Regions from separate parts of the Homo sapiens genome. Here regions 1, 3 and 4 are each linked to region 2. The links are chromatin loops, found by intact Hi-C in ENCODE. Cell type or tissue: endothelial cell of umbilical vein. All regions are shown on one strand. Each heading gives the region's core, and the rest is flanking DNA. Links, peaks and the distances in the headings are about the cores only.

The links. Peaks named below come from ENCODE experiments on the same cell type or tissue, not always from the same donor. Only the 100,000 strongest peaks of a DNase experiment are listed, where the experiment ranks them.
Region 1: it touches region 2 in a loop (5-fold over the local background); 21 of 110 quality-filtered maps call a loop at or near these places.
Region 3: it touches region 2 in a loop (6-fold over the local background); 3 of 110 quality-filtered maps call a loop at or near these places.
Region 4: it touches region 2 in a loop (6-fold over the local background); 12 of 110 quality-filtered maps call a loop at or near these places.

Annotation. Positions count from the first base shown.
Region 1 is chr10:117,171,115-117,178,975 of GRCh38, forward strand. No RefSeq gene overlaps it. Among named protein-coding and RNA genes, the nearest start is that of MIR3663HG, 6.0 kb to the left of the region's middle. RefSeq lists an enhancer at 4,005-4,184. In endothelial cell of umbilical vein, for the core only: CTCF peaks have their summits at 3,939 (motif pointing left) and 5,017 (motif pointing left); DNase peaks (open chromatin) are centred at 3,917 and 4,997; H3K4me3 peaks cover 807 bases; H3K27me3 peaks cover 1,306 bases.
Region 2 is chr10:117,000,763-117,008,623 of GRCh38, forward strand. It overlaps SHTN1 (shootin 1), which reads right to left and starts at 4,425. Exons shown (of 17, transcript NM_001127211.3): 1 at 4,260-4,425. The coding sequence starts at 4,317. RefSeq lists an enhancer at 3,508-4,201 and silencers at 4,016-4,310, 4,182-4,291, 4,522-4,601. In endothelial cell of umbilical vein, for the core only: no CTCF peak of the experiment used is centred there; DNase peaks (open chromatin) are centred at 3,959, 4,079 and 4,129; H3K4me3 peaks cover 1,667 bases; H3K27ac peaks cover 1,287 bases.
Region 3 is chr10:116,883,862-116,891,687 of GRCh38, forward strand. It overlaps SHTN1 (shootin 1), which reads right to left. Exons shown (of 17, transcript NM_001127211.3): 17 at 1-2,705. The coding sequence ends at 2,483. It also overlaps a transcript of ENO4 not described here. Among named protein-coding and RNA genes, the nearest start is that of ENO4, 38 kb to the left of the region's middle. In endothelial cell of umbilical vein, for the core only: no CTCF peak of the experiment used is centred there; DNase peaks (open chromatin) are centred at 4,980 and 7,590; H3K27ac peaks cover 1,184 bases.
Region 4 is chr10:116,943,425-116,951,285 of GRCh38, forward strand. It overlaps SHTN1 (shootin 1), which reads right to left. Exons shown (of 17, transcript NM_001127211.3): 7 at 5,492-5,573; 8 at 1,500-1,594. Among named protein-coding and RNA genes, the nearest start is that of SHTN1, 58 kb to the right of the region's middle. In endothelial cell of umbilical vein, for the core only: a CTCF peak has its summit at 3,972; DNase peaks (open chromatin) are centred at 3,907 and 4,577; H3K27ac peaks cover 2,208 bases.

The DNA of each region.
Region 1 (7,861 bases), core at 1,080-6,079, 170 kb after region 2:
TTGCCTCCCACCCATATCCCTCCCACCCATATTAACTTTCTTTCTTAATGATGTGGTTACAAGGACCATAATTGAGGATGAGTGAAGGGACCCAACAGAAAGAAGGTGCCCGAGGCAACGATACACGCTTTTGCTATTGGAGAGCCAGGGGCAAGTTCTCCTGGCCACAGCAGGAGCATCCATTAGCCTCCTGAACAGCTCTCTCTGTTTATCTGTGCTTCTTGGGCAGAACACAACTGGGACCATAATGGGTGTCACCGATGGATGAGTGGCTGATTTTGGGAATCAGATAGCTGTCAGCCCTGATGTAGCATGAATGTATCTTACAACTTGGTCTTTTAATGTCTCTCTATTGGTCCATAGCACTCTGGTTTGTTCTATTATATGTTCCACTTATTGTATCTGTCTTCAACATCTCCCACAGGTTATTGATTTACTCATTATCCATGTGAATTCTGTGAGTTCTTCCTGAGTCTCACAGCTCCATCTTATTCATCCCCTCTTCTACTTAACACATACTATGAATTTTGCTTACGTCTTATAATCTACGGACTTGCTTGCTCTCCACATCTCATACTTATTATGAATGTATCCATTTGCTTTTCTTACCTTCTGAAGATTCCCAAATAAAACAGTACACAGGCACTACACAACACATTTATTAAATGCCTACTGTGTGCTAAGCATCATACTAGGCATCGGTAATCCCGACAGGATTCCTCTGAAACTTTCCATCTAGTGGAAAGACAGTTAACTAATCCCCCAGTCCTGTGAAATGATCCACTGTGTCAAGTGCCAGGCAGGGCTGGGGGAGATCTCTGCTGTCCCAGGAATGTGGAAGTGGGCAGTCCAGGAGAGCTTCCTTGACGATGTGGCATCTGAGGTCTGAGATCTGAAAGGTGAGCTCTAGTGTCCTAGGGTTTCAGAAATCCCTAATAAATAAACATCAAGGCAAAGTGTACTTTTGTTTGCACTATCTTAGTTTTGAGTCATATTTTGACTATTTCTTGTCCAACTTTGCCAGAGAACACTAACCTGTTGTAGTCCCCCAAAAGCACGAATGTTATGTTTTATACAACGATTGGAATGAAACACACCTATTGGCAAAAGATGCTGCACAACAGTGTTTAGGCTTACAAATGGTTCTAATGGGGATCAACAGCCTATAATTAGAATTTAACAATCCAAGAAAGGAGTAATATGCACCCTGCGGGACAGATTGGAGTCTTTTTCTTTAGTTCTGCAGGTTTGGTGGGTAGACTGGCTCCCGACTTCCCTCCTACAATAACTGTCCTACTGAGGTAAACATGTCACAAACAAGAACAATGAGATCACCAATAATATAACACTAATACCATAAACAAAAGAAACACCACCTTCGGCTCTGGTGGAATGAAAAACACAATGTGGACCAACTAACAGAGCTATTTAAAAAACAAATTACTCACAGCCAAGCCTTCATAGCTCTCCAAATGCAATTTTCCAGGAAGCTCGGTAACAAGCAGAAGTTTTTCCTGAGACGTACTAGCTTTTGCTGGTTTGGTTGCAGATCTGAGGTGTTGGACAAAGAAGAAAATGCCCCACATAAACCCACCATGACACTTATTCTCCCGGATTCCTCATTTTTCTCCCAACGTGAGACATTTCTAGTCACAGGTTACTGTAAATGGAGAGTCTTGCCAGCGTCAGTTCATCAACGACATTTTCCTAAAACCTCAGGCTTTGCACAAATGCCAAAACCCTCATCCTTGATAAGGCCATTTTTTTTAAAATGCACACATGAATAACAGAATGTGCACATTTTTATTTTTATTTTTATTTTCGGAGTCTCACTCTGTCCCCAGGCTGGAGTGCAGTGGCGCTATCTTGGCTCACTGCAATCTCTGCTTCCTGGGTTCAAGCAGTTCTCCTGCCTCAGCCTCCTGAGTAGCTGGGATTACAGGTGTGCACCCCCACACCCGGCTACTTTTTATATTTTTAGTAGAAACGGGGTTTTGCCATGTTGGCCAGGCTGGTCTGGAACTAACAGCCTCAGGAACTGCCCTTCCAACTAGAACCGAGCCAGACTGTCACCACAAACATCAGAGGAGTCTCAGCCCTGTTCCTCATTGCCCCTCTTCCTCAAGCTGCCCTGTGAAATGGGGATGCTGGGGAAGGCAGAGGCAATGGCATGAAGGCTCTAGGCCATTTCAGAGGAGGCACTAGCTGACATGAGGATGAAAATCACTGATGAAGGGGCTTGATCATCCCTGAACCAAAACCCTGAGTGTGCACCATCTTGGACAGAGTCTGCATTTTTGACCATGCATGAGAAGAAAGAGAATGCAAGTGCTCTCTTCATTCAGAGTTTTGAACCCAGATGCCTCAGAGGGCGCCTTCCACCCATCTCAGCTACAAGTCATGAATGGCAAATGAGACCTGAGCAGGGGAGGCCTGGGGGACAGCAGCAGCTCCCTGTTGGTCCTGTCGTCCCTCTTGAAGGTGCCTGCCAGTGCAGGCCAGGCTGGAGGCTGCAGTCATCTCTTGGTAGAGGGCAGGAGGAACTCAGGTCTGCCTGCCCTCTGAAGCCTTTCCAGACATCCCCAGGAATGGCTGCCGTTACCCAGTAGTCACGCACGCCTCAGATACATTGTTTTTCTTTTTTTTCTCCCCCAAGGCTCTGTTGCTTAGGCTGGAGTGCAGTGGTGCGATCTCGGCTCACTGCAACCTCCACCAGGTTCAAGCAATTCTGCTGCCTCAACCTCTGAGTAGCTGGGATTACAAACATGTGCTACTATGCTTGGCTAATTTTTGTATTTTTAGTGGAGACGGGGTTTCACCATGTTGGCCAGGCTGGTCTTGAACTCCTGACATCAGGTGATCCACCTGCCTTGGCCTCCCACAGTGCTGGGATTACAGGCGTGAGCCACTGTGCCTGGCCAGATGCAGTTTTTCTCATGCTTGTCCTTGCACATCTCCTGGGTGCAGGAATGTCTGGATCCCACAACAGTGATCTGTGCTGAACCCCCAAACCTGAAAGTCAGGGCCAATTCTCTCTGCCTCCCCCACTAGGTGAGGTCTTAGATTTTGCATGAAAACTAAAGGCCCATGAGCCCAAGGGTTCTCCCCTCTTTACAACTGTCTCCAAACTTAAAGAAGGAAATTGCTGGCTGAGTATACCCCCAGAAGAAGGAACAAGTGCTAGTGACATATTCACATGAGGACGGAAGCCTCATGAATTCAGACTATTCTAAGATACAGGTCATCTTAGGTGGGCTTTGTCATGCTTTTGGACGTGACTGCTGCATCTCCTTCTAGGAGAATTGAACCACTTCATCCTGGCAGCAAAACACACTGCCCACATCCCCATCCCAAACCGAGATGAGGGTCTGCAGTAAGAAGCGGCACATGGAATCTATAGCCGGAGTGGTTCTGACTTTAATTTCAGTGCCTGGAGAACACAGTCACAGCTCTTATCACTGTTCACAGGGCAGCTGGGGGAAGAGGGGCACTCAGGAATGGGGCTGGGACTCCTCTGATGTTCGAGGTGACAGTCTGGGCTCTGTTCTGGTTGAAAGGGCAGTTCCGGAGGCTGTAAAGCCTGGCAGAGGAGGGGAGGGGAGCGAGGGTGCTAGGATTCAGTCCTCTGGAGAGAACACTACAGACTGAATGCAGAGGCAGGAGTTCTGATTTGGAGATCATTTGGGTCTGAAGTATTTGAGTCTGAAATGAGGGAAACTCACGGTGGAGGACAGCTATTCTGTCACTCTGCAGATCCAGCATTATTCCACCATATGCTTTTCACGAATTAGTAGTGAAGTTACAATCTTGGGCGTTTTAAACTGATCTTTGCACCTGCTGGTGGCAGAGAACAGCATTTCCCCCGCCCCCGACTTCCTTTATGAGCTGGGAGGAAGCAAAATCCAGCTCTATTGTTGGAGCTCCCTCTGGTGGCAGTTTCCGAAAACGATCCAGCCCTGAGGATTTTGCGGAAGGTAGGCAACACCGAGGCATCCTGGGCATTCAGTAGGAAGCAATGAGAGGAAAGATCCTTGGCCCTTTCAGAGATGGGGCGAAGGGTCAGCTGTCCCCTCTGCAAGGTGGCAGATTCAGAAGAGTTGGAATTCCTCCGGAGTCGGCCCTGCCAACATGCGCACGTGTCCTGCGGGGTCAATGATCTGTGCAGACGACTTGGAAATCCGCTGCGTGCCGCCCAGGCGCGTGCATCTTTGCTTACCCTTTCCTAGATCGGTCTCAGCCCCGCAAGCAGATTGGCAGCTTCCGGGGTGCTGGGACGGCGCCCCCTCCTGCCTTCCCGCTAGCATCTGGCAGGGACTGGAGTGCTTCCTGGAGACCCGTAGGCCGGGGACAGGTCACCAGGTGAAGCAGCGCGCCTCCGGAGCTGATGCTGGGTGGCCGACTGCGTCCGCCACTTCTCCTGCCCGCCTGCCCGTGCTGTGTGCGTCCTCATAGGTCTTGACAGATGGTGGCGGCTTTGACAGTTCGTCAGCCCCGCGTGGACACTCGTCCCCAGTCACTGCTCTCGGATCGCCAGCTCTGCTTGAGAGACGTGGCGCAGCTGGGGTGGGAATTTGGAGGCAGCGGTGAAATGGGACGGGAACTGTGCTGTAGGAACAACAAAGACAGGTGCTCATGTCACCACGCAGGCATGGCTTGTGCTGAACGCCGGAGAAAGGCTCAGGGGAGCAGGAGGCTGCAGCACCGAGAGCATGGGACGTGAATATACGAGACCTGGGTTCCAGGCCTGGCTCCGTGGCTCTGGGCCAATTACTGCCCTCTCTCAACCCAGTTTCTGTATAATAACCCTGGTTGGACATGATGTTTTCGAAAGATCTTTTTCCAGATCCAGTATTTTCTTTAATATACATACATATTTTCTAAATGGCTGTTGGCTTGTTAAGTGGACTGGGGATAATTGCTACCGCTTTCAACGAGAGAAACTCGAGAATCTGAAACTCAGTATTTCTACGAATTTGCGCAACATGGGAGGTCATCGCCTGGACACCACTGCCCCCTTGCGGCAACTCATCTAAATTTGTAGGTGGTGACAAGGAATTCAAGGGCTTGAGGGTTCAGGCCTTATAAACTTGGGTTTATAAAGCGGTTGGATAATGTCCCCAAAGCTTTATTCATCCCTGGAAGGAACTGTAACTAGATCAGAGGCTTTATCTGCTTGATGCCATAATGCCTTTCCCCTGCCCTCAAGACAGTTATTTACAGGCACCCTCTAAGTGGATCTAGAGCCAGATTACCCAAATCCACTTGCAAATTAACTCAGATTAAAATTTGCAAGCTTCTTGGGAGCGGAGTGAGGCGGTTAAAAAAAAAAGAATAAAATTTGCAAGCTTCTGAGACCTAGTATGCTCCTACTCCAGAGCGGATTCATTGATAGAGGAGATGACACTAAGTCCATATGGTATTTCTGGTTATTAAACACCCCATTTGTATGGACATAATCTTTTCTCTTTTGTTTTTATTGAAGTAAAGTTTACATAACACAAAATTAACCGTTTTAAGTGAATAATTCAGTGGCATTTAGTACATTGACTATGTTACGTAAACCATCACCTCTATCTAGGTCCAAAATATAGATATATGTATCTTTTGAGAAAGAGTTTCGCTCTTGTTGCCCAGGCTGGAGTGCAGTGGCATGATCTCAGCTCTCCACAACCTCTGCCTCCCAGGTTCAAGCAATTCTCCTGCCTCAGCCTCCCGAGTAGCTGGGATTATAGGCGCATGCCACCACGCCCGGCTAATTTTTTTGTATTTTTATTAGAGACGGGGTTTCTCCATGTTGGTCAGGCTGGTCTCGAAATCTCAACCTCAGGTGATCCGCCTGTTTCTGTCTCCCAAAGTGCTGGGATTACAGACGTGAGCCACCATGCCCGGCCAAATATTTTTTGTCACTCCAGAATAAAACCCTGTACCCAGGATGCAGGTAGACCCCATTCCCAATACTTCATGCACCTGGCAGACACCAATTTGCTTTCTGTCTGTATGGGTTTACCTATTTTGGGTATGTAATAGAAATACATATACTTTCTGTCCATTTGTGTTTGTTTCTTTCACTTAACATAAGGCTTTTGAGGTTCATACACATCGTGACATGTAACAATACTTCATTCCTTTTTATGGTTGAATAATATTCTGTTACGTGTATATTCCACATTTTGTTTTTCCATTCGTCCACTGATAGACATTTGGGTTGTTTCTACTTTTTGGCAATTGTGAACAATACTGCTATGAACATTCATATACAAGTATTTGAGTTCCTGTTCTCAATTCTTGTGGGTATGTATCTAGGAGCGGAATTTCTGGGTCATATAGGAGTTCTCTCCAGGCTGGAGTCCAGTGGCACCATCTCGGCTCACTGCAGCCTCTGCCCCTGGGCTCAAGTGATCCTCCCACCTCAGCCTCCTGAGTAGCTGGGACTACAGGCACACGCCACCACCATGCCCAGCTATCTTTTTTGTATTTTTAGTTGAGACGGGGTCTTGCCATGTTGGCCAGGCTGGTCTTGAACTCCTGAGCTCAAGTGATCAGCCTCCCAAAGTGCTGGGATTAGAAGCATAAGCCACCTTGCCCGGCTGAAAGTGCTCTTTAGAGTGAAGGGTCATTAAGAGGGGATGGATGACAGTGTCCTCCAGGATATGCCAATTCCTAACACCTTGAATTAGGCCATTCTTGTGTTGCTATTAAGAATACCCGAGGCTGGGTAACTTAGAAAGAAAAGAGGTTTAATTGGCTCTTGGATCTGCAGAATGTATGGGAGGCATGGTGCTGGCATCTGCTTCTGGGGAGGGCGTTGGGAAGCCTCCAATTATGGTGGAAGGCAAAGGGGGGTTATGTGTATCACATGGAAAAAGTGGAAGCAAGAGAATGACGGAGGAGGCCCCACCAGTTTTAAACAACCAGATCTCATGTGGACTAACAGCGAGAACTCCCTCATCATCGAAGGGACGGTGCTAAACCATTCATAAGGGATTGAGAATCACATCAACATGAGACTTGAGAGGGACAAACATCCAAACCACATCACACCTCCTTGTTGATTCTCTGGTATCTGCCACAGGTTTGTGGGCTGGCTGGTTTGGCTTTGCTTCAGATGGGGTTCCTGGGGCCTCTGGGCACCAGGTGTCTAGGAACAACAGCTCCCAGAAAATGCTCTTCTTATGGTGCATAACAGAAGCCCGAGGGGCTAAACCAATCCATGCAAACACATTCAAAACCTTGGCTGCCATCACGGCTATTTCACTGGCTAAAACAAGTCACGTGACCAAACCAAATTTTAATGGAGAGGCCATGTTAATACTGTGAAAGAAAAGTATCTTGGGACCCCAAAATCACTAAGCTAAAAGAAAAACTCAAGCTGGAAACTGCTTAGGGCACACCTGCCTCCCATTCTATTCAAAGTTATCCCTCTGCTCACTGAGATAGATGCATATCTGATTGCCTCCTTTGGAAAGGCTCATCAGAAATTCAAAAGAATGCCACCATTTTCTCTCATCTACCTATGACCTGGAAGCCTCCTTCCTGCTTCAGGTCTTCCTGCCTTTGTTTCCAATTGTCCTGCCTTTCCAGACTGAACCAATGTACTTCTTACATGTATTGATTGATGTCTCATATCTCCCTAAAATGTATAAAACCAAGTTGTGTCCCAACCACCTTGGGCACATGTCATCAGGACTTCCTGAGACTGTCACGGGCGCACCCTCAACCTTATTTTAACTTTCCAAATTAACTGAGACCTGTCTCAGATTTTCTGGGTGTACAATACTCACCAGCTCTATCAGGCAGCACTGCAGTCACATGGCAGAGGGTGTGGCCGTATCATTCTCTTACAGGCAAGGATTAAAGGATT
Region 2 (7,861 bases), core at 1,672-6,671:
GCCCTCCCGTGGCCAAAGTATTTGAATACATGAGATTGGCCAAACTAGGCCAATCAGACACTCCTCCTGGAATTTACATGCCTAGCACTATCTCTAGACCAGGAACTCCTCACCAGCAGAGGCAAGGTCTTATTCAGCTCTATCTCTCTGATGCCTAGCACAGTGCCTGGCTATGAATATTCAATGCATGTGGGCTGAATGAATTATACAGAAAATCATGCACCTTAAACAAATGCTGAACTAAGTCTATCATTTTCCCACTGAATTCCGGAGGGGGAGCAAATTGTATGATGTTTTGTAAGGGAAATATCCACTTTAGTAGCTAGGAAATATGCCTCGGAAATAGTATCCAAAGTTGCCATTTCTCGGTGCATTAAAGATGTCAATCAGTCCAATAAAATAAAGCCCCAAAAAAGACAAAAGGAGAATTACCTCATTACCTCAACATCTGCTTGAACATAAGCAATCACACACTGGCTAATTTTTTTTAAAGGGACATAATATAACTTTCTGGAAAGACATAATATAGCTAATTATACCATTCACTAGGAGGGAACATAAAATGTTTTGAAGTAATTCAGAAGTGGGTGTGATTTATAAGACATAGAGCTTAGGGAATGGTAAGTATAAATTAGAGATTGTTCATATTATGACAGACTCCGTCATTACATTTCACAACTTTTGTCAAAAGCAACCTTATTCACCACACCACTAAAGGCTTCACGTTAGGGAAGGCTGCTGTCAGCTTTGTGGTTTAGAGTAGACAGGAATCTCCTTTCTGAACACTCTCCTGGGGAACTGGTTCAAGTTTTAGACTTAAAACTTACTAAGGCAGGGCAAAATGAAGAGAGATTGTTTAATGGGTTCAAACATAGTTAGATACAAGGAGTAAGTTTTAACATTTTGATAGCAAAGTAGGGTGACTACAGTTAACAACAATGTATTATATATTTCAAAAGAGATAGAAGAGAGGACTTGAAATGTTCTCAACTCATTGAAATGATAAATACTGGAGGTAATGGATATCCCAAATACCCTGACTTGATCATTATGCATTCTAAGCATGTAACAAAATACCCCATGTCTTCTATAAATATGTACAAGTCTCATGTATCAGTTTAAAAAAAAATCACTAAGGAAGGACCCATATGATGAAACCTAAATGGCCAATGGCCATGTAAAAAGATTTCAAACATCACTAATAACCAGAGCAATGCAAATCTTAAAAGGTAACATTCTGCCCATTAGATTGGCAAAAATTCAAAAACTTGTCAGGCCATCAAATGAATAAAGATTGCTATTAGCCAGAGTTGACCAATGTGTGGGGAAATGGGTACTGCTGAAGGATATCTGAACTGGTATAATCATTTTGGAGGGCACTTTTGCAATGTCTAGCAAAAGTAAATGTCCGTGCCCTCTAATCCAACAATTCCATTTCTTCTAAGAATCTATCCTAGAATAAAAAAGTAATTGTACATTTATTCATATGATAACTTGAATAGTACCTGTCTTCTCTTCTAGAAAATTAATTTGGTGACAAGGACTGTGTAGTTCACTATTTACACCCCTAGTGCCTACCACATGGACCTGACATATGGTGGTACTTGATAAGTATTTGTTGAAGGAATGAATAAATATGTTTACTCAGCATTATTAAGGGAAAATAACATATTTGATAAATAGTGGTTCTTCTTGCTCACACTAAATAGGGGTAGTGGAATTATCACTCAGAATATTAACATTGTGAGTAAAAAGGTAGTAACAGGTAGTAAAAATTACTATTTTCAAAAATAAACCATGCAACCATCAGCTTACAAAATTGATCATAGTATGTACTGTTAAATGCTCAAAGACCCAGTTACCTGTTCTTCCAAATCCCTAGCTTCCCAATTAGTTCTACAGGTCAAACAGTAACTGAACACTTTTGAAGTAAATTGTTTCCACAGTCTGTGATCCAATGACAAGCAAACTACCTGGTTTTGAAATGTATAAAAATCACACTGTGGGCTGAAAAAATCCCAACACCTTTGTAACTAGACTCACTATCCCCAAAAGTGTACCTTTTAAGAAACACAACTTTGAATATCTAACTGTTCTATTACCTTTCATATGCACTTAATCAAGGAAATATATCCTCTAAAAATACCAATGCCAAGGATTTGTTTATTTTCCAATACAATGCAATAGGAGAAAGAGCCACAAATATAGAAATCCTTTTTGTCAGGCCTCAAACCCAACATAGGAATGGAGAATGTGTTCCGAAATCAAATATAAGCAATTTGCAGATTATCTACATTGTTAATCGACCCTTGATTATACAAGAAATGAAAGGGAAAATTTTTTTATGTTTATCATTATTCGAAAACTGACCAACCATAAGAAGATCTGATATCCACTGACAGATATTACCTATAATGAAAGCTCCACAAATCTAGAATATGAATCAAGTTTTAATGTTTTGGGTTGGGCGAAGGTGTATTAAATATAAAATACCAGTCAGTAGAATCCAGTCCCTCGCTAAAACACTTGAGAAACTTCAGATAAAGGCATTCTGTCCACCCACTAAATTCACTGATGCTTGTGACTTTATGACCTCAGGCTAATCTAGGATGCCAGGTAAAGGTGCTGGGAAGGCCAAAGAGACTAACATTTATCCAGCACTTTCTAGATGCTGGATATCACAGAAGAATGTGTTATGTCCATTTCAGAGGTTAAATAATTTCCCCAGGGTCACACAGTAAACAGTAATGTTGAAATTTGTTTGCCAGAGTGTGGCTTCAGAGGAATCCGGGAGCACTTCCCAACGGTGTCTGTGGTTTTACGCAACAACAGGTAAGAGTACTGGACAGGACCTCAGAAAGTCCTCCAGTTTCACCCTCGCCTTTAGTCAGGTCGGCCTTGATTGACCAGAAGATCCACGGAAGGAAAGAGACTCCTCCAAGTTCACAGAGCAGGTGAGCTGGGCCAAGAGAAGTGAAAGAGCTGCAACTAAATACCAGGTTTTGCCACAGAGCAGGGATCCTTCCATTACATGGTCTTGTCAGCAAGACATTCAGAAAAGTACATGTTCCTACACATTTTTACTTCCTTTAAATCTGTATGGTTCCTCCCTTTATTTCTTTATTATTTATTATTATTATTTTTTTTTGGAGATGGAGTTTCGTTCTTGTTGCCCAGGCTGGAGTGCAACGGCGCCATCTTGGCTCACCGCAACCTCCGCCTCCTGGCGATTCTCCTGCCTCAGCCTCCCGGGTAGCTGGGATTACAGGCATGCACCACCACGCCCGGCTAATTTTGTATTTTTAGTAGAGATAGGGGTTCTCCATGTTGGTTAGGCTGGTCTCGAACTCCTGACCTTAGGTGATCCACCTGCCTCGGCCTCCCAAATTGCTGAGATTACAGGCGTGAGCCACCGCACCCGGCTGGTTCCTCCCTGTCTTGACCCACATTCGCAGACCACCCTTTGGTCAGGGTAATAATGATAAGTGTTTAAATGTGATAGGTTAGCATTTGGTTGTTGATCTGGTTTGGTTCAGAAGTGTGGTAACTGATGAAAAAAATGATTGACTGAAGCAGGTCTTTATTAAAGGATAATCCCCAGTTACCAAGCAGTACAGAAATGCGTGCGCATGGCCTGGCTCTCCTTCGCCCAGCGTCAACCCTGTTAATTCTGAAAGCTCAACACTGGCAGGATGTTGACCTTGCTGACTAATAAACTGCTAAAATTGAGAAGTGATTAAAAAAAAAATTATGGCCTGAAAATCCCAGCTGGGCAAGGAAAGAGGAACTAGACCGAATCCAAACGAAAAGCTGGGAAGGGTGTGAAACAGCCCTACAGGCCACCCAGCGCCAACAAATGTGTAAGGGTGGGGCCAAGCTAGCTGAGCCGCCCAAAGCAGCCAAAATATCCTGCCCCACCCGCTTCTCCGGCAAGGAAGGTGGCACTGTGCAACCTCGTCCGCACTGAATCCTCGTCCCTTCCCCCAGCCCCCGATCGCCAGCAAACGCAACCAGCGGGCAGCGGGTCTCGAGCTGCGGGGCCTGACTAGCCCCGACACTCCGCGTTATCCTCGGTCCAGAGCTTTCCCAGGCGCGCCGGCCACGGAGGACGCTTCTCTGCGGGTGACGGAGCTACTGCGGTGACCACGGCGGCCGCCACGTCTCCCGCCCGGCTTCCAACTGCCCTGGCCCCAGCGCCCTGGGGCCGTCCCCGCCCACGGGCCGCGGCTGCCCACACCTGGCGCCCGCGTGCTGCCTACCTTGCTCCTTCAGACTGGTAATGAGCTGCAGCTGCTTCTCTTCGTCCGAGCTGTTCATTTTGGCGGGTGGGGCCGGGAATAAAAGGGAAAGAGGGAGCGGCGCGGGGCACACAGGAGGAGGGGGAAGAAAAAGCAAGATGCCGGTGGCTTGCGGCTCCACTACCCGGAAGTTGGATCCGCTCCCGCTCCTCCTCCTCCTGGCGCGGAGCGCGCGAGTGAGATCATCCCCACGCACCTACTCGGCGGCTGCGGCCGCTTCACCTGCAGGCGGGGCGGGGCGGGCCCAGCAGTCCCGTTCAGGGGGTGGAGGAACGAGGGCGGGTCGGCAGCCGCTATGCCAGCCTGTGGCTGCCGGCGCGGCAGGACGCGCTGGTGGGAGGGGGGGCGGCCCTGCGTGGGGTCGCTCCGCACCCTTTTCTCCGCCTCCACCTCCCGGACTCAGGGACGCGAGTTCAGAGAAAACCGGCTGTGGGTTCGCAGCGTGTGTGGGAACTCCACTTTGGACGCTTCCCGGGGGTCGCTCCCAAAGAACCACAGAGGTAGAGCGGGACGCAATGAGCCATGAACGCCTGGGCTTCTTCCCTAGTTTTCCCGCAGTAGACTCTGGGGGCGCGGTTGCAAAACCTAGCTGCCCACAGGGGCGGGCCCAGGGTGGTACATTTTGCACCTTGAAGAGGAGACAAGGATCGAATCAGGCCGCCCAGCTACTTAAATGACCATGCCGTGAGTGAAGGAGGGCCCTGGCTAGCTTTCCCCCATCGCACCAGGTTTGCCAGGTGGTCAGAACGTGGACCCTGCTGCACGTGGATGGTGGGGCCTGGAGGGCCCTTGCAGATCATCTGGTTGGTGGCGGGATGACCTTCCCTTTAGAGAGGGTGCCACTGCAGTCCGAATGCCGAAGGTCACGCAGCCCCCGGGCAGCAGAGGCTGGCAGTTAAGCCAAGCGTTTGTCCCAGTTCACTGCCCTCTGAACTATTTGAACTCATGTCTGTGTTAGACCATGCCCAGGAGAGAAGTGGCAGGTCTGCATTGTTTCAAAGGTGCTTCTCCCCAACCCCTAGTTGCGAGCTAACCTTTGGTCAAGTCTCCTGCATCTTTGAACTTCATCTGAAGAATAGGAAGAATAGTGATACCTACTCTCAAGGAAGAGTTGTAAGGATTTAATAGAGGAAGATTAACAAAACACCAAGTCCAGAATTTATAATGCAGTTTTTTTTTGTTTTTTTTTTGTTTTTTTGTTTTTAATAAAGATTACAGGTCTGTGGCCGGGCACAGTGGCTCACGCCTGTAATCCCAGCACTTTGGGAGGCCAAGGCGGGCAGATCACGAGGTCAGGAGATCGAGACCATCCTGGCTAACACGGTGAAACCCCGTCTCTACTAAAAATACAAAAAATTAGCCGGGCGTGGTGGCAGGCGCCTGTAGTCCCACCTACTCGGGAAGCTGAGGCAGGAGAATGGCGTGAACCCGGGAGGCGGAGCTTGCAGTGAGCCGAGATCGCGCCACTGCACTCCAGCCTGGGTGACAGAGTGAGACTCCGTCTCAAAAAAAAAAAAAAAAAAAAATTACAGGTCTGTGAGAAAGGGGTTGTGGTTGCTGACTATAAGCTGAAGGTTGCAGTTCTTTTACACTGATCATTAAGCATGGGAGATAAGTCCAAACTGAATTAGACTTATTGCACAGCTTGGTTTTTCTCACTACCTCTAAGCTCTTAGTTTGGGTACAGCAACAGCACAGTGCTGCTCATTCCTCAATTGCTGTTTTATGGAAGTGCCCAGCTCCATTTCTTGTGTTCATTTCTCCATGATAGTTGTAGAGTGAGGTTGAGATATGGGTAAATCCTGTAACTAGTGTCTTTCTGATACTCACTACATGCTAACTAAAATTTTGAAAAAAAAAATGGTAGCACTGCTTTCTCTTTCTCTAAAATGGCAATATAGTACTTTAGCATGAGTGATTTAGGGGTAGAATGATCTAAAAGGGCAGCATAGTATTTTTTAATACAGTGTATTAAAATGTTTAAAGTTTAAAAATAATTTTGATATGGGATTGTATTATTCAGCCCTTTCCCTAGGTATGCGTAAGATAATTCAAGATAGTTGCAGATAGCTGCCATGAAGATCCCCAGGAGATAATAATAAAAAAATCCGGGAGATTTTAATGAAAAATAATGGACATTTAGCTTTTGTCCAGCAGTTGGGAAACCTGTTAAACCTGATGAGTCATCCTGACTCATTCTCTCTCACTCTACCAAATACAAGCAGAGTGCCCATTAAATATTTGGCTTAGTTCACAAAGTTCCATTTTTTTTTAATGGCTGATTTGTCTACTCCAATTATACAGTAGTTAGATAGTATTTCTGGAGTTTAAGAATGAGTTAATTATCAAATCTATAATCAAACTTTTGGTTCCATACTAAATCTGCGGCCTCTTGCAATTAATCCCATTTATCCTCCTTAAAATTAGAAAAGGCTCCTGAGCTGAGATTCTGCCACTGCACTGCAGCCTGGGTGACAGAGTGAGACTCCATCTCAAAAAAAAAAAAAAAAAAAAAAAAAACTCCTGAAATACAATATGGCATTCACTTGAGGACATGGTATGAATTATTAGGAGGGCTATTAGAGTCCTTATTGGGATTCAGTTCTCCCATTACACTATTGTTTATTTATATGATATGAATATTGATGGAAAGGATAGAAGTGATAAATTAGTTTTTGTTCCGTTTAATAATATACAGAGTGATGGCTATGGGAGGCCGAGGCGGGCAGATCACGAGGTCAGGAGATTGAGACCATCCTGGCTAACACGGTGAAACCCTGTCTCTACTAAAAATAAAAAAAGCTGGGTGTGGTGGCGGGCACCTGTAGTCCCAGCTACTCGGGAGGCTGAGGCAGGAGAATCACTTGAACCCGAGAGGCGAAGGTTGCAGTGAGCCGAGATCATGCCACTGCACTCCAGCCTGGGTGACAGAGCGAGACTCCATCTCAATAATAATAATATACATAGTGATTTATGTTGCAGGCATCACGTTGGAGTTACTATTGACCTCCAAATAACAGGTCATTTAAAACCCTTAAAAATGTGTGTGTTTACATATATATATACAAATATATACATAGAGATAAAGGACAGACTTTTAAAAAATGAATTGGAAGAATATGTGCCAAACTCAGGATAATGGCTGTCTCTAGGGATAGAAAGTAGGGGAACAGGACCAAGGTGTGGGGGTTGGAGTGTGAAAGTGCAGTGGTCAAGAAGGAGTTTCTCTTTAATCTTTATTTAATTTTTCAGGTAATTAAAGTAAAATCACATATGTCATCTTTTGAGGTATACAGATAAATAAGATTGAAATACAATGAGGAGAAGAAGGTTCACTGTCTTTGATCCACTAATTCTATATCAGGGAATCTATCCTAAAAGGCTTATGTACAGAGCTATTTAATGTAATGTTAATTATCATATGAAAATGGCAATATTGGAATATTATTTGGTAATAAAAATAAAGTACTGATATATGGTACAACACAGATGAAATTTGAAAACATTATACTCAGTGAAAACTTGATCAGAAAAGACCAGATATTGTATGATTGCACTTGTAT
Region 3 (7,826 bases), core at 2,827-7,826, 120 kb before region 2:
GAGACCAGCTCACATACAAAAGGGTGCAAGTGCTTTAATTAAAATCTTATTCTTCCAGAAAAAAAAAGAGACATTTTCTTTTTCTTTAATAGCAATGGCACAAAGTACCTCTATCTCTGTTCCTCACTCGGGCTATAAAATGCATCAACATTCGTTTTTCTTAAAGAAAAAAAATCCTCTATAGCGCACAAGACTTAATTTATCTTTCCCAAACAGAAGGAAGCATAAATAACCTTTTAGAGAAATCAAAAACATAAAGATGCAGTCTTTTCCAACTTAAAATTGTGTAAGCAGGACGTATGTAAGTTTTGTGTGTGCAATAGCTATGAACATACCTTGCAGATATAAGCACGGTTCTCCTATGTCTTCCTATTTGGGATCCCTTGCTTTGGTTGACAGTGTCACCCCAGCCAGGGGCAAAACCCCCTCAAAACCAAAGTGAAAAGGGAAAAACTGTAGGCAGAAAAAGGTGAGTGAATATCTTCCATCAAATACCTTCATGTCAAATTAATTTAAAATGCTTTGTAATCACAGTGAGAGAAAGTAAGCAGCTTAAAAAAGGCAGGAATACTTTCAAAATACCTGTTACTAATTGTTCCCTAGTCCAGCTAACACATTTCACCCAAAGGGCAACTTCTTACTCTAGAAAGGAGGGTATTTTGATAACCATATTATTCTGTGATGGTGTGATGAAATATGGAAAGACAGTGTACATATTTTTATATTCCTAAATGTGTGTGAGTTGCATGCTGGCAGACAGATCACAGATGCAAGAAGGAAGACAGCACAAAGAAACATGAAAGAAAACTCAATAAACCATCTTAGGGACTATTAAAAATTACTAAAGTTGTCAAATCATATACAATTTTCTATTAAAGAATGTCAAGCTTGGGGAACTAAACCAGAAACGTTAATAATAACCACAACTGACCCTTAATGGGAAACTATTGGTGCCTTTTTAATAAGTTGTGGTGAGGAGAGTTCAAATTACAGCATAACAGAATTCGTTTCGTGAATTAATGCAGTCTGTAGTAAGCATATCATATAGCAGTATTATCCAGTTAAAGAAAGATACAGTTGAAAAACATTACGTTTTAATTCTCCATGAGTAAAGTGATAAGTAACTATAAAATCATTATTGGGAGAACATGGAAACAGTCAAGCATAACGAACTTACAGAAAGATAATTATCTCCAAATTTAGGAAGTACATGTACCTGCCTACCCACCTCTTCAAGCCTATGCTTACCACACGTGCAAAAATACAATACAATACAACTACTGCAATTATTACTATCATTTTCTTTTGCCCTTAGGTGAAAAACACCTGACAGCTACATGCTGAGCCATGCTAACAAAACTAAACCTTTCACTTTCTTTAATAGTAAAATTACCATTACTGAATCATTGTCATAAAAAGTGCATTCAAGTACATTACCACTTATTTTAAATAAACACCAATTTTGAAACAATCAACTTTGAAAAGCTGCATAAGTTTTTTTTTTAATCCCTGATTACATTTCTATTTATTCACTGTGGTAGCCTGAAACATTGTATTTTTAGAGACTAACTACTGCTTAATTTCTTTTTTAAAAAAAACAACAACAAACCTGTGTAATATAGAACAGCAGTGAAGCAAGAAAAATGTGTGCTTGTCACTTATCTTCACCATACTGTACATAAGAACTCTGATAAAATATGGTACTTGTGCCACATTAGTATTTGGGAAAACATAATTAACTCATAGCACAGAGCACATGGTTTACCAACTTACTACTGTAAAATTCAAGGTTTGGACTTTCACCTCAGTTCTGTATTCAGGCTACCAGAGCATCCCCACGGAGGTCCTCGGGAGGCTTTGGACACAATCAATAGCATGTATTTTTCATCCAATAGTTAACAATGTGTGTAATTAACACTGACTATGGGACTACGAGTTTGATGCCAGCTCCTGAGTTTTCAGTTTATCTCAGTCTACTGTAGAAAATAACTTGTATGCCACAGTACCCAACAATTTCCATGCTGCTGCAGTTTCTCCATCAAGAGGATCAGACCCAAAACAGAAGCTTCTTTGGGGGCTTTTAAAATCACATTGGGTTGATCAGTTTTGTTTATCCGATTATATACAAGCACCTCAAACTTTCAGCATTCCATTTGATGAGTGGTATGCACATTTCCTAAAAAGGTATCAACATCTGAATTTTTTTGTAACCTTCTAAAAGAAGTCATACTTAATACAGTAACTAGGAAAAAAACCTCATCTTTATAAAGATCAAAAAACCAAAACCTACTAGGAATGTGTGTTTTGCTAAACAGCTTACTTATGTTTATAGTTGCTACTTACAAAAGTGACACCAGAAAAGAACCTGTATTCTGAATACAGTGACCAGAGCAGAATGTCTACAGCCCTTGCCAATATAACAACACTAATCATGTGCTTATTGAAAAGGACTTCCAAACATGTCAGGCTTCTGGTTTATGGATCAGCAGTTGGAGCTGTCTGTCTCTCTCACGTTTTCAATGCTGTCTTCTTTGTTTTCTGGTTGAATTTCGCCTTCATCCTCCTTGTGTTGAGTTGGATCTTTTTCAGCAACCTGGTCTTTGGTTTGGGGTTCATGTGTAGAAACAGGATCTAAAACTACAACTGGTTCGGCTTGTTTTTCACCGTCAATGTATTTTTTCCTGCATCCAATGCTACTGGGAGGCCTATGAGATGAAGAGTTAGACAAAAAAAGTAAAAAGCAGAGAGAGAAAATAGTTGTCTCTGATATTCTGGATTCAGACTAACATAAAACCCAAAATGTTCTAAGTCTAATCAACATGCATATAGTAGTCTTTGAGATGCCAGCCATTTAAAAGAAAAAATGAAGCTATCAGATTACACAGCTGATACTAGGAGCACAAGGCCAGAAGAAAGAAGGCAGAGAAAGAGCGATTAACTACAGAAGTGTTAAAAAGCCAAATGCACCTACCTGCTTAATTGCATTCTCTTCTCAGGAAGCGTAAAGCTCATGGACAAACTGTGAACTTCTCACAGCCTGCTGCCCAGACCCCCACCCGCCCTCACTTAGCTGGATGGAGCCAGTTAACTCCCTTCCCTCCTGTGTGTCCCTGGGTATGGCTGGTTGCAGGGTAGTGCTGAGGAGCCTGCAGGGACAAGGGGAGTAATCACCCCTCATCACTGATGGACAGGTGAGAGGCATGCTGACTGCTGCCATTACCAACTAGAGGAGACCTGGTCAGACTTCAGGAGGGGGTGGTGGTAGGACCAAGGGCGGAGAGAGAGCCAGAGTAGAAGCTAAAATGCTAAGTTACCATTAATGTTTCTAAAAGGAGAATCAGGTTTCTTGAGAAATTTCTTATGGAATTTCAGAGGCAGTTTTCCACAGACTCCTTCTCTCGTCTCTTCTGCTGCAAGAAGCTATGGCTTCTCAGGCTGAATGGGTGAGGATTTCATTATGGGAACAGATATCTCTGAAACACCCGAAGGTTCAGGCTGCTGAGCTGCGGCCTGAAGGTGGAGGCAGCTGCAGCAGGCAGGGCTGGGGCTTTCGGACTTTTCTGGTCTTTTTGGAAAATGCTAGGATCAGGCCTTTTTGTCCCTGAGAACTGGCTGTTAACCATGACCCGGCACACCACCATCCCACCTCTTGGTGTTCCGCCAGGTGCCAGTGAGCTGCCAGCCAGTGCCTGCCCACTGCTCTACCAGCCCCTCACCAGGAGTTGGTTTCTACTATTCTCTGACCCCTTCAGCAGGTCAGAGCTGGCAGGAGACACTCTTTTACCACCTAATACCTCTCCCTTGTTGGACTTACCACAATTGTTTCCTGTCTGTCTCTTCCAATAGCATGTAAACATCCACGAGGCAGGGACTGTTTAGCTTTACTCACAATTCTATCCCCAGCACCTAGCACAGATGCATTTGTGGACTAAACGAATGGGCAAATACTAATAAACTGAAGGGTTCAGAATGAAGGGGGAGAAATCAAGGTTTGGGTGTGAGTAGGTCTGGATGTCTCTCTTGCAACAAAAACAACAGAACAAATGATCAACTACTGAGCAAAAGTAACCTGCATGACCCGGTCACGGGCACAAAACCTCAAACCCAAAGACCACACTGCTTTTTTCACTTTCTGACCAGTACTGTAAGATCTGTCCAAATGTTTAAAAACCACTCCCTCTGGCTACTGGGTTATATTACCTATGTGTGGCTCGGTCATCATCCTAAGTGACAAACACTATGTCTTCCTTGGAGGTGGTAAAAACAAAAATAATCAGGAGCCTGGGGACAGGCTGTGCTGTAGTGAGGACAGATTCCTTTATTTTTGCCTGATTATGGCACCATGACATTGTCCATCTACCTTGGCCAAGGAACTACTTCTCCAGACATCTGCCGCTATGCTTTGGGAATCAGAATGGGGTGTAGTTTCTCCAGTGGTACCTGTTTTGACTCTCTCTGACCCACACAATATTTAAAAGCCTGTGATGGGAGAAGCAGAACAACTATGAGTAATATTAAGGATTGATCAGAGGAATCAGACCTTAGGGAATGAGAGGCACTAGTCATGCCGTCTGTGTAAATCTGCTGCTTCTGCGTCTGACACTGGGCCTGCAGTCAGCTGTTCTGACAGTTGGGAGGGAAGGCGGCTGTAAAGTGACAGAGACTGGGGACAAACTAGAGCTGCACCTATCTCTCTCTCACAAGCACCAATCTTGATGATGCAAGACAATCTGCAGAATAAGCAGGAGCCTTCCCCAAGGAGCTGCACATGCACCTGCCCCAGGATTTGGAAAAGCTGGAGGAGGAGATGTGGGGAGCTGGAGAAACTGTGGGCCAGTCACTGCCACATGCCAGTTAGGTGAGTCAGCACATCAGGAATGTCATGCACAAGCTATAACAGAGCCTGCCCTACACGGACCTTCCGAGGGTTAAAAAAAATTTTTTTAAGACAACTACTTCACTTCCACCTTCTAAATCTCATGCAGATTTATCTGTCGGCAACTCTAAACTGAAAACAAACAGGTGAGGAGATTCTAGGAAATAAAGCTGCAGCCCAGCTAAGGTTCCAGGGAAAGTCCCATCCAAGTCTGCAGATTGAGTCACCAGTACGAAGGTTTCACCATCTTGGGCCTGGGCCCACTCTTATGTAAGCCAGTCAAACTGCTTTCAGCATGCAAAGGAGGTAGTATTTCTCTCATTCTAGGTGAGCAACTTCCATCAACCCATACTAACCTTCATCACTTCTGTAGAACTACCATGGATGTTTCCATGCTCGTGTGTGTCTGTAGGTGAAGGGGTGGTGCACAGATCCTAGAAAAAGCTTTCTTCATCAGCTCAGGGCTAAAAATTTCCAGGAAGTGCTCTCTGGGCTCCACAGCAGCAATACATGGATGTTGATTGAACTGAAAACTCATAAACCTAGTATTGTCAGGCTGAAATTGTCCTGGAATTGTCTCAGTCCAAAGAACGATCTCCCTGTCCTGAAGCAAGCTTCTTGACTGCAGATTAATCTATTATTAAGTCACTTATAGGCTACAATTTGAGAACCCCTTTGTTATCACTGAACTAGGCGCAGTGGGCATTTTCTGAATCTAGGCATGGAGGGAGAGTGACTGGTTTCTCAAGGATAATGACCACTGCCTTAGAATCCCAGTGGAAGGTGGAAAGGGACTAGGGCAATCGTCTAGTCTGACCTGTCCTTTTACAGATGAGGATGATGGGGCATGAAGAGGGGAAGGAACTGGCCCGAAACCACACAGCTCATCAGTGGCAGAGTCAGAACAAGAGTCAGAAGCTCCTGTCTCCCTGTTTCTGCCTTTTCCATGACAGCATGCTGTTTCTCAAAGGCATCTTCTCCTAGAAACAGGAGGCTACAGGCTAGTTTTTGGCATGTTTACTGATTTCATTCTTTCCGAATCCGTTTCCATCTCCATCTTCCAGATCTGTAAATAAAGTCTATCCCTTCAAGCTATCCCTTAGTTTTAATTTTTCCCCTGTGGTTTGTAGCTCCTCCTGGCTTGACATCACTAGGTCCACTCTTGGCTCCCACGGGCAGCTGCCCAAGACTCCTTCTGGAATGAGAGTCCTTTCTTTCTCCTAGGCCTCATTCTACCTTCATTCCTATCGTATGGGAAGAGCCACAGAGCCGCATCAGTGATGGTGCCAAGAACCCAAGTTCTCACTCTAGTAGTCATGGTGGCAGGTTCTAGAGGGTTAAATATGAAGCTTCTCCCCAAGGTAGAAATCCCAGAAGCTCAAATGCAACACTTCAATGGGAATTGTAATATACTGTCATTCTGTTCAATTTTTTTTTCTACTTTAATGCAACCTCTAAGGACTAAGACCACAATAAGGAATTAAAAGTCTGTACTTCTAAAAAGTGATGGCAGCCTGTCTCCTGCATGCCACAAAATCTGCAAGTAAAACTTAAATTTTACAAGTATCACTTATAAATTAAAACTAAAATCATGGGATGCTTGGGCTGACAGGGATCACCATGGTGAGCTAGTCTAACCTTTTCAGTTGTCAGATGAAGTGTCCAAGGAACAGTGAGGTTAAATCAGCATACAACTTGTTAACAGCAGACACAGGACTAAACTAGTGGAATCCTGATTTCCTGTCCAATAATTTTTTCTTACCACAACATACTGGTTGTCATTTATGATCCATTCATATAGATATTTTTCACGGGTCATATTAGACTATGTGCTCAAAGGCTATTTCAAGACAAAACCAAAAACCAAAAAGCAAAATAAAAGCTACGAGAAATATACCAAGTTATGCCACTCTATGAAGCCTGGTGCCCAAGTAAAACTTGGGTGACCTTTTAGAAAGCAGCTATTGTGCCCCTACTGCAAGAGAGCCCAAACGTGGGGCCTGAGCAGGTGGGGCAACTTACTAGTAAAAGGAAAGACCTGACTCCAAACCATACTGGTACCAGAAGAATCAGAACAATGGCAATGGCCATGCCAACGCTGAACTTTACAGGACTCAGTGATTTCTCAGACTGTGTTACAAGAGATGAAAATGCAGCATTCTAATTTTTAAAAAGGACATCGTTTGCATTCAATGAAATTCCTTTCAAAATCAACTTTCCACGTTCCAACTATATTCAACAACATTCTAGCTAACATTTCGGCTGCAATTCAAATTAACTAATGCCCAAAAGAGCCCTAATAGACGTGGTTCTGAGCTCAATTGAATACAATCAAAGCTCATGAAATGAAGGGGGAAATGCTTATTTCATGCAAATTCTGCATATCACTCAAGCTTAATTTTACTGATAATATAAAGGTGGGACATTTTGAACATTACAGTGAATGAACTTTTAAGCGGTGAGAGTTATTTTATAAAATGCTACCTCTGAAAAGCTGATTGCCAAACAGTATAAAAATGGTTTGAGGCATAAATGCCAAGTTCATTTCTATTTCACTTCTGAGGTAACTATCTTTCAAATCGCAACAGCTGGACTATTTAACACAATCTGGTGAATCAAAGTATAGTTCTTCTCTGGTCTCCCAGTGGGATGTCTGCATTAGTCTGTGGCAGCCATCCAACAAATGACGCACAGCCGGACGGTCTGAACTCTGTTTCATTTACAATAAAAATGGATAAAACCGCAACCATATTTACCGCCTTCAAGGACAGAAAACAGAAAGATTTAAATTTGTCTTTATAAAGTCGTTTCCTGGACAAACTCCAAAGAGGAAGTTCCTTTTATATTTTCTCTGGTGTAAAAATAAGGATTCTTATTTTTTTCCAAGCCCTTTATACAGTTACTGCAGTGAACAGTAGTGGCATTACAGCAGAGGTAGTTTTGATTGTTT
Region 4 (7,861 bases), core at 1,864-6,863, 57 kb before region 2:
TTTTGCAATAAAGGCATCTTCACATTATCCCTGCTTCCCCTCCCCCTCCACTGTTTATTTCACTGCATTATTTATATTGCTCCAACGTTTTCCAGAGAGCTCTGACACACTTCAATTCTTTTTTCTTTCTTCCAAGTAATAAGAGAAAAATATTTACTCACCTTTCATTAAACTCTCTAAATAAAACGAATCATAATATTTCAAATCAGATCTACTTGGCCTAAACCTTCGGTAGAGTTCACTGCTAGCACAGCTATGCTCAAGCACAGAAAGACCCCCACAAAACCATCATTGGATTTTCAAATGTCATTCCCCTAATGCCATGCTTTGTCTTCCTTCTATGCCTTGGATACCTCTACCTAGGACTGTTTTACATTTCCTGAGCTATCTTCCTTCAACCTACAGTATGCACACAAATTCAAACTACACCCACAGGATGGAGATCTCATTGCAGACCAGCTTTTGAGTTTAGCCCATTGGTGAACTCCTCATCCCCCTGGATGAGCCCCAGGGCCATGGAAGACCCAACGACTGCATGTCAACAGGTAAGCCGGAACAAGAGATTCAAAGCTGATCTCTAACATAAGAGGAAGATCAGTAGGCTGGTGAAACGCTGAGATAATGAATGTACTACATGGCAGTGTTCCACAGCCAGTGGAAGAACTTCCTGGCATAATGACAGCACTGCACAATGGCTGAAGAGAAATACTGATACCATAATACTGTTATCTGAGATGGTATATGGAGATACATCCCAGATTTTAAGCCTATTTGAAATGTACAGGCATCTTGTACCCAAGTTGGACTTTCCATCACAAGTCATGGGTTGTCTCCAAATGCAATTCCTTTCCCTTACATAGCATTTTATAGTTTATACAACACTTTTTTTAAATTTTGCCATTAAAATCCACTTGGTCAGGTCTGTATTATTGTCCATTTTACAGATGGTAAAAGTGAAGCCCTGAGAGGCTGAAGAATTGCTCAGAGGTCATACACTACTACAACTAGTAACTGACATGGCCAAAATTTGAGCCCAGATCTTTTGACAATGAACTTGATACTATTCTATATCTGCCTCCCTAAACCAGCAGATCCTTAATTCAAACTGGTAAGTTCTTATTCAACCTCAAGAATTTGTCTGATATGTCGTCTGCAAGGTCCCTTACAAAACAAAAATTCAAAAGGTTTTTACGGCTGGGCACGGTGGCTCACTTTGGGAGCACTTTGGGAGGCCAAGGCGAGCAGATCACGAGATAAGGAGATCAAGACCATCCTGGTCAACATGGTGAAACCCCATCTCTAATAAAAATACAAAAATTAGCTGGGCACGGTGGCGTGTGCCTGTAATCCCAGCTACTCGGGGGGCTGAGGCATGAGAATCGCTTGAATCAGGGAGTCGGAGGTTGCAGTGAGCCGAGATTGCGCCACTGCACTCCAGCCTGGTGACAGAGCGAGACTCTGTCTCAAGAAAAAAAATAAGATTTTTACAAGATACCCACCTCTTGTGCAAATGACTCTGCTTTCTTTCGAAGGTCCTTCTCCAGCTCCAGGTTTACTTGCATCTCCTCATACTCTTCTACAGCTAACATGGACACTTAAGAAGATAAAGGAAAAAAAAAACCCAGACAATAAGTCACACAAATAATCAGGAATATGGATGAAAAACAGTGTTGAAAAGATTTTTCATACCAGCATACAGGTACCCTCATGCATTCCTGGTTGGCATACAAACTGATAAAACCTTTTTGGAGAGCAACTTGGCAACGTGAATCAAAAATCTAAAACTATTCATACACTTTGAATAATCCCACTTCCAGGAATGCATATGCTAAGATTGTAACACATGAGCATATACAGACATTTGGTTGCAAGGATGCTCTCTACCTCATTGCTGATAAAAGTGAAATGACATAATACTCTAACACAGAAGAATGAGTAAATTGTAGTACAAGAAATATTATTCTGCCATCAAAATTATATTGTAGAAGCATACTTAGTAAATGGAAAGACATCTGTGATGTATTTTTAAAAATAGATTGCAAAAATTAGTGCAAAGTGAATTCATTTTTGTTCTTTAAAAGCCACAGATAAAGCACATCAACAGCCATTTCACAGAATAGAAAATATACAAAAGGCCAATAAACATGTGGAAAGATGCTCATCTTCATTAGGAATCAAGGAAATGCAGAGTAAAAACACTTCTTACACCCATCCAAGAGGCAACTGGTAAAAATTTTAAAGCATGGTTTTATTAAATTTGGTATGCAGTGAAAAAAAACTGAAGATAAAATTTGACATTTGGCATGTGTCTTAAAGCAACTCTTGGACATGTGCACCAGATGACATGTCTAACATTTTTTATAACAGCATGACTCAGAATAGCAGAAATATGGAAACAGCCCAAAGTCTACCAATAGGATACTACTTAAAATAATTTTAGTGTAGTCATCTAATGGAATAGTATATAGCAGTGAAAACAAACATACCACAGCTATGCCTGTCCACATGCATGAATCTCACAAACACAAAAAGTTGCAGAAGGTTACAGGAAAAATGATTCCATTTACATAGAGTTCAAAAATATGCAAAATTAAACAATGCTGTTTAGAGATATAGACATATTTGGCAAAACTACAAATAAAAGAAAGGAAATAATAAAAATTCAAGGGAGGGGTAAGAGTAGAGAGGGATGTTCATGGGTTTGTAAGGTACCAGCAAGTATAAAGAGATTCCTTTTACTGGTATTTCCTCTGTCTTCCATATATATATAAATATATATATAAACATATTTAACAAAACATTTAATATGTATATATGTAGAGAGAGTTTTTTTTAAGATTGGAAGAATATACACTAAAATGGTACTAGTGCTTATCTCTGGATTGTAAAGGTTGAGATTTTTTTCTTTCCTTACATGAATCTAAATTTTCCACCAAAAAAAGTATACTACCTGAATATATACATTTTTATGTATAAAAATATATGTATTATATATAATATTAAATGTAAATAAATGTATAAATTATGTATATGTATATACATATGTATAAAATGTAAATATTTTATATATAAATATATAAAATGATTTATATATAAATATATAAAATGATTTATATATAAATATATAAAATGATTTATATATAAATATATAAAATGATTTATATATAAATATATAAAATGATTTATATATAAATATATAAAATGATTTATATATAAATATATAAAATGATTTATATATAAATATATAAAATGATTTATATATATAATATATATATATGTTTTATTTATTTATTTATTTATTTTTTGAGAGATGGAGTCTCACTATGTCTGTCGCCCAGGCTGGAAGGCAGTGGTGCAATCTTGGTTCACTGCAACCTCCGCCTCCTAGGTTCAAGTGATTCTCCTGCCTCAGCCTCCTGAGTAGCTGGGATTACAGGCAGGTGCGTGCCACCATATCTGGCTAATTTTTGTATTTCAGTAGAGACGAGGTTTTACCATGTTGGCCAGGCTGGTCTCAAACTCCTGATCTCAAGTAATCCGCCCACCTCAGCCTCCCAAAGTGCTGGGATTACAGGTGTGAGCCACCGCGCCTGGACATATAAGTTATTTTTAAGTGTTCTCCATATTTACAAAGGAGAGAAACAGCCTTAGATGCATTCAGAACCAAAGAATCAGAGCTTTGTACCAAGGAGTTACTGCAAGACCGAAAGCTTCAAAAGGTCCTGTCAAATAAAAGTAATATAAATTCTTTGCTATTTTCAACATTCAGTGGCCTATTTTGTTAAATAGTGATAATGACAGGACAGAGGGAGTGACGATACCATTAGATATTAGGCACAAGCTGGGCAGACAGCACACTGTCCATCCACTTCTGGTGAGTCACCTCCACCCTGAGCTGAGTCATACCAACAAAATCTTTCAAAAGGCTCTCTTAACAGCTGCCTTCACACACTGCTCCACCAGGGCACTTCAATCCTAACTGACTTAAGGACTGGTTTGCTGCGTAATGACATAGAATTTCAAACTCTGTACTCAATCTACAGCCTCTTCAGATGAAAGACTAATAAGTAAAGCAATAAGAGTGGTGATTTTTTGGTGTGAATTATAGGTCCCTGAGAGCTAAATGATTTTCAAGCCTATTTAAACAAGAAATTTCATGAAGAAAACAAAGAACACTATGACGATCTGAAGCCCAGGCAAGATAATTGACTCTCTTTTCTATGTCCAGAACACTATAATAAAAAGGGAATTTTCACGTGTCCTGGCCCTTCTGACTTGGAATCTGAAAGAAATCAGGTTGGTCCTAGTCAGGTATTTATTTATATAATTTTTCTCTCTTCCTAGACAGGGGACTCTCTGAAGGCAAGATCTACATGATTAATCCTTGCAGAACCCTTTTCCTAGCACAGTGAATCAAGACTGAAAATTCTACACCATTTCTATCTTTAAATACAGAAAGACTTGGAGAAATGTTACAATCCAGCATATTGCCCACATTTAACTACAAGGTCCTTTATTTACAAAAAAAATTCCCAGTTGATGAATCACAAAAAGATTGACAGCTACCACCAATAACAATAGGGAAGGCCCTGGGTCGCAAAGGTTTCCTGTTAGTGTTGCAGCTTCTAAACAAGGAAAGAGAGTGACTGAGGGAAAAAGAGAGAACAGAAAGTATATTAAGTTCTTCTTACCACTTCCAGAATTATTTTTGCAGAACTACACTTTGGCATCACTTCCTTGTCTTAAACTGGGAGATACATGAAACAGCCCCGATGAGAGCTGATGCTGTGTTTTATAACTAGATGGATAAAGTCACTGTTGCCCAAAGTACACAAAGTTTTCTCTGGATATAGCCACTGGAGACACTTCCCTCTCACCAGGAGAGCAGGTCTGCTTTTCCTGATCATTAGGTTCATTTTCATGTGATTCATTTAAATGATCATCAATCTCTTATTGCACTGACTGTCAGACAGCTCAGAACCAGATTTCAAACACACAGGCAGGAAATGTGCAAGACCTCAGAACAAGTATGCACTTTGTATACCAATCTAACTCTTACTTTCCTTTATCCCTTTTTCCACATCCTCTTAATTTAAAATTTCATCACATAATGTTACATGTTTTATGTAGACAGCCTAACCTCTTCTGGATTGAGATTTACTAAATAACCTACCAAACATATAAATGCTGAGGGGAGAGCTAAAAAGGCCATGATCCCTGGATATATGTAAGACAGAAATAGTATTTCGGTTTGAAGTTTCAAAATGAGTGGGTTCCTTGTTCCTCAAGTGAAATCACTTTTAGATGTCCCCAGACTCTAAGTTGGGTAATAAAACAATGGAAATGGGAGAGACACAATGCTAGAAAATCACAATATAGGAGAAGATTTTATTTACAGTCATATTTAGGCACAGGTGTAAAATGACACACAATATATGCAAACAGAACACACCGCATACGTATTTGAGAAAAAAAGACTGGACAGACTTACCTCTATTGCATTTTTCTAAGACTTTTCTCTGTTCAAGAACTTCTGAATTTAAAACAGTCTTTTCTTGTTTAACTTTATTTACCTAAAAATGTGAAATTTTGAGGGGAGAAAACACCAAAAATTGTAAAACAGGACATATGGCAATGTGTGATACTCAATTGCTGTTCAACTTTCAACATGAAGTTACAATTTAAAGCAGAAATTGGTTTCAATGTGTTAGGACTTTTTATTAAAGCTCTTCTTTAAAGCTTCAAGGATAGCTATTTAAGTTAGGATGTATACCTGGTACAGAACTTATTTATATATTCCAGTTGGCACTGGCACCTAAACATAACAGTATGCTAGCCATCCAATGTATATGATACATATTTTTTTAATTAAAAAAAAACAAAGAATATAGAGATGGGGTCTCCTATGTTGCCGAGGCTGGTCTCGAACTCCTGGGCTCAAGCAATCCTCCTGCTTCAGCCTCCCGAAGTGCTGGGATTACAGGCGTGAGCCACCATACCCAGCCATGATTCATATTTTTAATGCAAAAATCCAACTAAAGATCACCCAGAAAATACAAGAATCATTTAGTCAAGATCCGATACTCAATTTTGGTATTCATTTTAAATGTTGATTAGCATTAGGAGATATACCTAATGTAAATGACAAGTTAATGGGTGCAGCACACCAACATGGCACATGTATACATATGTAACAAACCTGCACATTGTGCACATGTGCCCTAGAACTTAAAGTATAATAATTTAAATAAAATACAATAAAATAAAAATGCTGATTATTTTTGACTTAAGTAAGATGAACATGAACTTTTAAAATAAGACTTTGAACTCTGATGACTCTTGGCTTAAATAAAACACATATAAATACTCCCACAAAAATTTAAATTTCTGAAGTAACTTTTGATGTCTATCAACGAAAGAGAATACTATAGAAAAGTTTTTTTAAAAAAAAAGAACATAAAGTAAAGCTACATATATCAAGGTAGAAGATAAATCTCAAATATATTGAATTTAGAAAGCAGGCATGTTTATAATATTTAAAAACACTCAAAATACTATGTATTGTAGTGAACATGTAAATATATGCACTGACATGATAAACACCAAGTTCAGAATAACAGTTGTTTAGGGAAACTGGGCAGGGAGCAAGGAGTATGCAACCAGAAAGAGTTACACCAGGGCTTTCATCACCATGCTAATATTCTGTGAATTAAGTTGGGTAGCAGGTATATGGATGTTCATTAAAAATAATTTTTTTAGAGACAGGGTCTCAGTCTGTCACTCAGGCTGGAGGGTGGTAATACGATCATAGCTCATTGCAGCCTGGAACTCCTGGGTTCAAGCAATCCTCCCACCTCAGCCCTCTGAGTAGCTGGGACTACAGGCACATGCCACCATGCCTGGCTAATATTTTTAAAAATTTTTTTGAGAGACGAGGTCTTGCTAGGAGGTCTTGCTGATCTCCAACTCCTGGGCTCAAGTGATCCTCCTGCCTCGGCCTCCCAAAGTGCTAGGATTACAGGCGTGAGCCACTGAACTCAGCCCCATTATTTTGTTCATTATGCCTTCTCAGATGTCTGAAATAGCCATAATAAAAATAATTGTTGAATTGTCTTCCAATAATACCTCTAAGTGGGAAGCGAGAGAATCATCAGTAAATAATCACAACTGAGGAACAGAGCACACTAAGAAACAAAGATAATGGTCCTGAAAGTGGCTCTGAATCCATCAGCACCTCCAGATAATCTATTAACTGGTTCTTTTAGTGTAGGCTTTATTTTTGGTTTTGGTTTAAATTAGTAACTGGTACACATTGTCCAACGGTAAGGTCCTTTCCAAAATATCATCTTCCTTCTTCCCATTCGTTACAATGTTTTGCCACAATAATAAAAGGAGCTCAGGCTGGGAAGTTGGCAGACACTGCTTTCCAACCTTTTTTACATCATGGCCTCCAAGAAAATGACAATATGTGTGTGCAAACTGAGGTAACTGGATGAGGCTGCTCACTGACAGGATCAATACGTTGGCATGCTCATAAGTCACTTTATCAAGCTGCAGTTGGCACATCAGTTGGGAAGTGCTGGGCTACAGAATCTAAGAACCACTGATACAAATTAAATCCAGAATCAAGACTGTGAAGGCAAATCCTTGAAGCCTCGTGCAAATAAAAGGCAATTGTGAGGGTCTTGTTCTGAAAGACAGTTCAAAAGGAAAAAGAGGCCAGGGCAGCGGCTTGCATTGGTGGTCCCAGCACTTTGGGAGGCCAAGGTGGGAAGATCATTCAAGTCCAGGAGTTCAAGGTAAGCCTGGGAAATACAGGAACCCACATCTCTATAAAAATTTTTAAAAATCAGGCAGGCGT